Linked DNA regions of Mus musculus: region 2 is linked to region 1. The links are chromatin loops, found by intact Hi-C in ENCODE. Cell type or tissue: heart. All regions are shown on one strand. Links, peaks and the distances in the headings refer to the core of each region. The heading gives the core; the rest is flanking DNA.

Evidence for each region. Hi-C counts contacts between places; a loop is a spot of excess contacts. Peaks named below come from ENCODE experiments on the same cell type or tissue, not always from the same donor. Only the 100,000 strongest peaks of a DNase experiment are listed, where the experiment ranks them.
Region 2: it touches region 1 in a loop (3.0-fold over the local background); 9 of 42 quality-filtered maps call a loop at or near these places.

The regions. Positions count from the first base shown.
Region 1 is chr16:92,339,557-92,342,464 of GRCm38, reverse strand. No RefSeq gene overlaps it. Among named protein-coding and RNA genes, the nearest start is that of Smim34, 7.8 kb to the right of the region's middle. RefSeq lists enhancers at 450-1,931, 448-1,965. In heart, for the core only: a CTCF peak has its summit at 1,311 (motif pointing left); a DNase peak (open chromatin) is centred at 1,194; H3K4me3 peaks cover 869 bases; H3K27ac peaks cover 2,268 bases.
Region 2 is chr16:92,397,423-92,400,330 of GRCm38, reverse strand. It overlaps Rcan1 (regulator of calcineurin 1), which reads left to right. Exons shown (of 4, transcript NM_001081549.2): 2 at 2,895-2,908. Among named protein-coding and RNA genes, the nearest start is that of Gm29805, 16 kb to the right of the region's middle. In heart, for the core only: a CTCF peak has its summit at 1,609; a DNase peak (open chromatin) is centred at 2,350; H3K4me3 peaks cover 2,500 bases; H3K27ac peaks cover 2,500 bases.

The sequences.
Region 1 (2,908 bases), core at 310-2,809:
TCTGATTTAGGATTGGTAAAGTTCCTTTCCCAGTCTGTTGGTGGCCTTTTTGTCTTATTGACAGTGTCTTTTATGCTGGCACTAATTTAATTGTTAAGCATCGTTACTGCTACCATCATTATTGTGTTATTGGTGTGTGTGTGTGTGGTATGTATGTGTGAGTGGTTGTGTGAGTGTGTTTGTGTGTGTGTGGTGCGTTTGTGTGTGTAAGAGAGTATGTGGTATAGTGTGTGTGTATGCATGGTGTGTGTGTGTGTGGTATGTGTCTGTGTGGTGTGTGTGTGGTGTATGTATGTGTATGTGTGGTGTGTGTGTGTTTGTGTGTGTGCTCGCAGTTTTTGATTTTTTTTGTTTTGTCTGATTGGAATTTGGGAGGGTTCTTTTTCTTTTCTCTTTTTTTTGAGAGAGAGAAAGCATAAAGTTAGTTGGGTAGGGAGTGAATCTAGGAGATATTGGGGGATGGGAAAGAATATGATAAAACTAAATAATTTACTATAAAAATAATAAAATAGAAAAACTAGAGAAAAACAAAAAGTAGATGAAGCCACAAAGAGGTAGGTTGCAAATGAAAAGAATGCTTTTGTCACTTTGCCCCTTTGAATAATATTTGAGTGGTGGATGTTCACTGTACACGATACTGACTCCCAAGGACTTGTTCACACAACTTTGTGTGACTCCGCACCTCCCCCCCCCCATGCCCTGCTTTTCCCTCCCCTCTGGTCCCCAGACAGCTTTGCAGTTTGCTTCAAGCACACACCCATATCTCTCTAGAATCTAGGAACCACAAGTGAGAGAACCTACAGTATTTGTGTTTCTGAGGCTGATTTGAGTCACTAAACACAAGTACTTCCAGCTGTATCCATTTTCCTGGAAACGACTTAACTTTCCCCTTGAACCTGGACGTGGGTCCCCTCACGACACTTTTGTAATTCAACAGTCTGAACGAGTGTCAGCAAGCAGCTGACAGCCTGAAAAAATGGTCAGATTCCCGTCATCTGAAACTACAGGCCAGGTGGCCTATCTTGCGACAAAAATACTAAGTCAGGCTAAAGGAGATAAGCAAAAGCCCGGAGGGCATGACGACCCAGGGAATGCGCGCATGCTCCGTGTGGACCGGCAGGGTCGGTTCCTTCTTGTGTGTGCCGCCACTGGATGCATAAAATAGGTCTCAATGTGAAAGGGACACAGGCAGAGCAGCTGTCACTGCAAGAGCAGAAGTCCCCATGTCTAATTGAGGCCGGGAACGTAGTGGCCTCGAATCGCACAGATTTCCAGAAATACTGGATTTTTACAGGTGCATTAGGGACGTCTGGATGCGGCTGCCCCCTGGTGGCAATTTCGAGGATATTTCTCTAAGCACAGAGCCCTGAGCTGTTGCTAAGGACTGAGGTGATTCTGAGATTCTAAGAGTCTTTAGCCCCTGTTGTGGGACTGACATTCTCATGAACCCACGGTGCTTAGGAGATAGCACCTACTGTACAGAAAGGGATATACCTTCCCCAGGTGTGGTTTGAGACAATTCCTCCATGCGGAGACCTGGGCGTCATAACTCAGTTTTCTGGAAAGTTTCAGAGGCCCCTTTGTGCTGAAACCCCAGCCCTTTCCCCTTGCAGGGATGACGTCATCGTTCTTCCAATCCCTAGGAAGATAACCTCCTGCGCAGGCCTAAGGACCTCACAGCTCCACAAGGGACCACTGGTGCTCTGCCCAGAGAAAGGGCTCCACAGCAGCGTGGCTCTGGATGACCTGAGCTTTCCTCTCAGCCACTCTAGTCTCGCCAGCGCTGAAATTTTAAGCGCATGTCCCTATGCCTGGCATTTTCACATTTTACATAGTCTTGGGATCAAAATGATGTCCTCACGTTTGTAAGGCGGACACTTTGCTGATTAAGCTGCCTCCCCATCTCCCTCATGGACTCACGCTTTCAAAACATGTCATTCGTCATGTGTGGAAGGCGAGTAAGCAGGAGTGTGGAGGAGGCGCTTCACAGCACCAGGGGCCAGGAAACAGGGCCTATGGAACCTGGGACCTGGGCAACCTTCTAAAGGGCCACCTATTGTCACCTACTCCCACCAGCTAGGCCCCAACCCTCATGGCTGCAGAGCCTCCCACACCAAGGCAAGCATTCAAATGATAACGGGGGTGGGGTGGGGAACCTCTCAAACTCAAACCCTAAGAGGCTTACTTTTGGTATTTCGTGCCTTATAGTCTAGGGCATGTGTCTGCGGTTACATTCCAGAGTCGTGCCTCTGCCTCTCCCCCACCCCAACCCCCGTGCTCTGTGCTCTGCCTAATCACCCCTCCCTATCACCTCACCACCTTTCTCCGTCTTTCCCACAGTGTCACAGTCAGAGTCACACACCACATTGTCTTTTCTGAATTGACTTCAGTCAGCAACTGTGTTACGTTTCCTTTGTCTTCTCATAGCTTGAAAATGCCCTCCCTCCTTTCTTCATTTCCGAAGCTGAATAGTGTTCTATCCTCGGAACGCACCGTGGTCTACGTATTCACTTCCTGCCAGCAGGAGTGCCTTGGTGACTTAAAGCTACGTGAACACGGGACTTCTTGAGAGCAGAGGTTTCAGCTCCTCCTAAGGGCTGCCTTGCCGGGTCACAGAGAACAACATGCTCTGCCTTATAAGAACCATGGCCGTCTTTCTATATGACTGCATGATCACGTATCCACACAAGTGCCAAGTGAGAGTTCCTGCTGCCTGCGCTGCCCGAGGACTCGCTGCTGCCAGCCTTCTGTATTCTGGCCGCTCTGGTACTATGTACCCTGCCACGTGTATTCAGTGAAGTTTTACTGGGATAGCGGCACTCTCCTTTGCATATAATCCAAGTCCAATCCCTGGCAAGCATGAAGAGCTGAGTTGGATGCTAAGCAGTCATGTGGCACCCAGCGTCCA
Region 2 (2,908 bases), core at 204-2,703, 58 kb before region 1:
CCAGGCTCAGCAAACCTTAGCGCCTTTTCCACCCTCCCGAGCAGAGGTAATTAGCATAGGGAAAATGACTAAGGTGTTGACGTCACCTCTTTCCAGTAGAAATTTACACTCTGTCCCCGTCTGCCCGAGGGCATGCGGGACCTGACTCAGGAATTTGCTGTCTAAACAGGACGCTCTGGAAGCCAAGCCCTCCCCGCCCCCAGGGGGCTGGCTCTCCGCGGAGCTTTTTAAGCTGCGGCTGGAGAAAGGACCCGTGGTCTCGCTCGTTCTCTTGCAAAGGAACCTCCAGCTTGGGCTTGACTGAGAGAGCGAGTCGTTCGTTAAGCGTCTGCCCCGTGAAAAAGCAGAATGCATTTTAGGGACTTTAGCTACAATTTTAGCTCCCTGATTGCTTGTGTGGCAAACGATGATGTCTTCAGCGAAAGTGAGACCAGGGTAAGCCTTCTGACAAACTGTGATTTCTGAGCATTTTCCAAGCACGAGGCTAATCACAATTAGCCGAAATACTCAGGGGTGGGTGGCTCTCCCCTGGGGGTTTATCAAGTAAGCCCCAGAGTATTTATAGCCTTGAAAATCAGAAGCTGTTGCCTCAAGAATTAACTGGGATTGGATCTGGGGAGAGCGACTTTGAATGCTCCCAGGTTCCTTGCGCGGGAGGTGCGGACATTGTGTGTGGCCATACCGAGCTCTGTGAATTCCGGAGGGAAGCTCCTTCCAGCTCTTGCGCCTGGAGTCCCTCGTGGGAAATGAATACTGTGAATGGATCGCCTGTGTACAGTAATGGCAAGGGTCTGCCTCCAGCTTCCAGGTCTTTCTGAGTAGAGAAAAAAATGGAGACAAAGTAAATATTAGAACTCAGTATAGGGTGAGCGAGCGGCTCTCACCCAAGTGATTATCACGTTAATCACCATGTAACGTGAGAGGTTCCCCATCGGGTGCTACCAAGCCATCTAACTGATCTTTAATAAGAATCATAGATGAATGGATACTGAATATGTTCTGGGTTTTAGTGGGGATGGTGTTTGTGTGCTATGCTTTATATTTAAGACATATTAGGTCCTGTAGAAGGTTTGATTATTGTTAGCTAATTGTGTATGATGTTTGAGAAACTGGGACAGTAGTTCTTGAACTTGATGGTAGAATACACTGTATTCATAGACAAACTACAGACTTGGTATGCTGAGTGTTTTTAGCCTGGTAAGTGAAGCCATTCAATTGTTCCTTAATTACGTAGAGATACGATACGACTGTCACTGCTGGTTACCTACTATTAGAACAAATAAGATTATTTCATGAGTGTGTGGCGGTGTGGATTAGGTAAGAGTGTGTGTTCTCTGGTGCTTTGGCTCTGAGCCCTGACTTGCATTCTAAAAATATTCACCAAAGTCATCTCTCCCAAATTCTGAATCATAACTTCAAAACTACACAGTTAGTCACAGTGCCTATTGATGAGGTCATGTGTAATCTCAGCTTTACCAAGAAGCCCTTAAGCCAGAAACTCACCCAGTGCCCAAGAGAGATGGAAAAGAGACATGGCCCAGCCAGCGACATCCAGGTCAGCCCTGCGTTCTCCACACCCACCTCTGCAGAGCCCCTAGTGGGGACACAGAAGTGCTCCCAGGATGAAGAAAAGCAGGGGAAGTACTGAGAGCAAGGTGGGGAGACCTGCAGGCTCCTTCCTCTGCCTCCTACCTCAGAGAGGAGAGGGCTCATGTGTAGGCCATTATTAGGCCTTTATTCCCAAAGATGGCTGACTCAGGAACCCCATCCCACCCCCACCCCCACCCCTGCTCCCTTCTCCACTTCCCTCCGTTCGTTTCCAGGACAGGCTGTGAACAGTGTACCCTCTTGTGCCTCAGGTGTTCTGTGCTGAGAACACCTCTCAGGATGCAGGATCTCTGCCAGCCGCCTTCTCAACTCCCCTCCTTTCAGAAGTTCCCACAAATGGTCCAGGGTGTTTAGAGAGGAACTCAGAAAGCACCTGGCATGGAAAAGCTCACAGAATCTTCCCAGAGTCCCCAGGAGGTGCAGCCCCTCTTCTCCCCTCCCCACTCACTGTTGCAGGAGAGGGTGGGGCTCCCCAGCCTTTTCCAGGAGGCTGATGAGGTTTTTCCAGAAGCCAAGAGCCAAGCTTGTAATCCCCGAATCTGGGCTTTCCATGCTAAGAGCTCATGATATTTCATAATTCTCAGCAGCCCTTACAACACCAGGGTGAGCCGATCCACCTGCATGAAAGCCACAGCTGGGCAGAGGGCCCATTTGCACCGTGTTCAATCTTAAACCAGTATTCTTTCTTCAGAGAGTTAAAAAGTAACAGACTGAGATAAACCCACCCTGCAGTTCCGGAGAGCTCCCTGTAAGGCCATTGTTCCTTGTTCTTCAGTTTATCTAAAAGCTCTTCCTCTCTCCCCCCCTTCAAGTCTGCCGCAGGGCCTTGGGACCTTAAGAAATCCTGGAAGGACGCAGTCTCCACTCTGGATGAAGTTGGCTAGTGGGTGGAAGTCATGGGATATTAGGCTTAGGATAACAAACACCCTGACTACCTCCTTGGGAAGTCTTGTCCCACGTCAGAAACTTGGGGTGGGGGTTACCAGGTGACTGAGAATCTTAGCTGAGGTGCAGAAAAGTTAGTTGCTCTCCTGGTTAGATGACTGTGGTACACTGAATCCTGCCTTCCATCCTCCTTATAAGCTCATCTGAGTGAGTCTAAATGAGGCTCGTGTGTCTGTCTGTGTGCAAGGCCTCATGACAGACAGCGAAGCCCTTTCCTTAGCAGGGCAGACTGCTCTCTAACACAGACATTCAGCGTCCCTGAAGTGACCGATCACTCACTTCTTCATCAAGGACAGTGACTGAGGACACACTGAATTTTAAACCCTTTTATTATTTTTCAGGCCAAATTTGAATC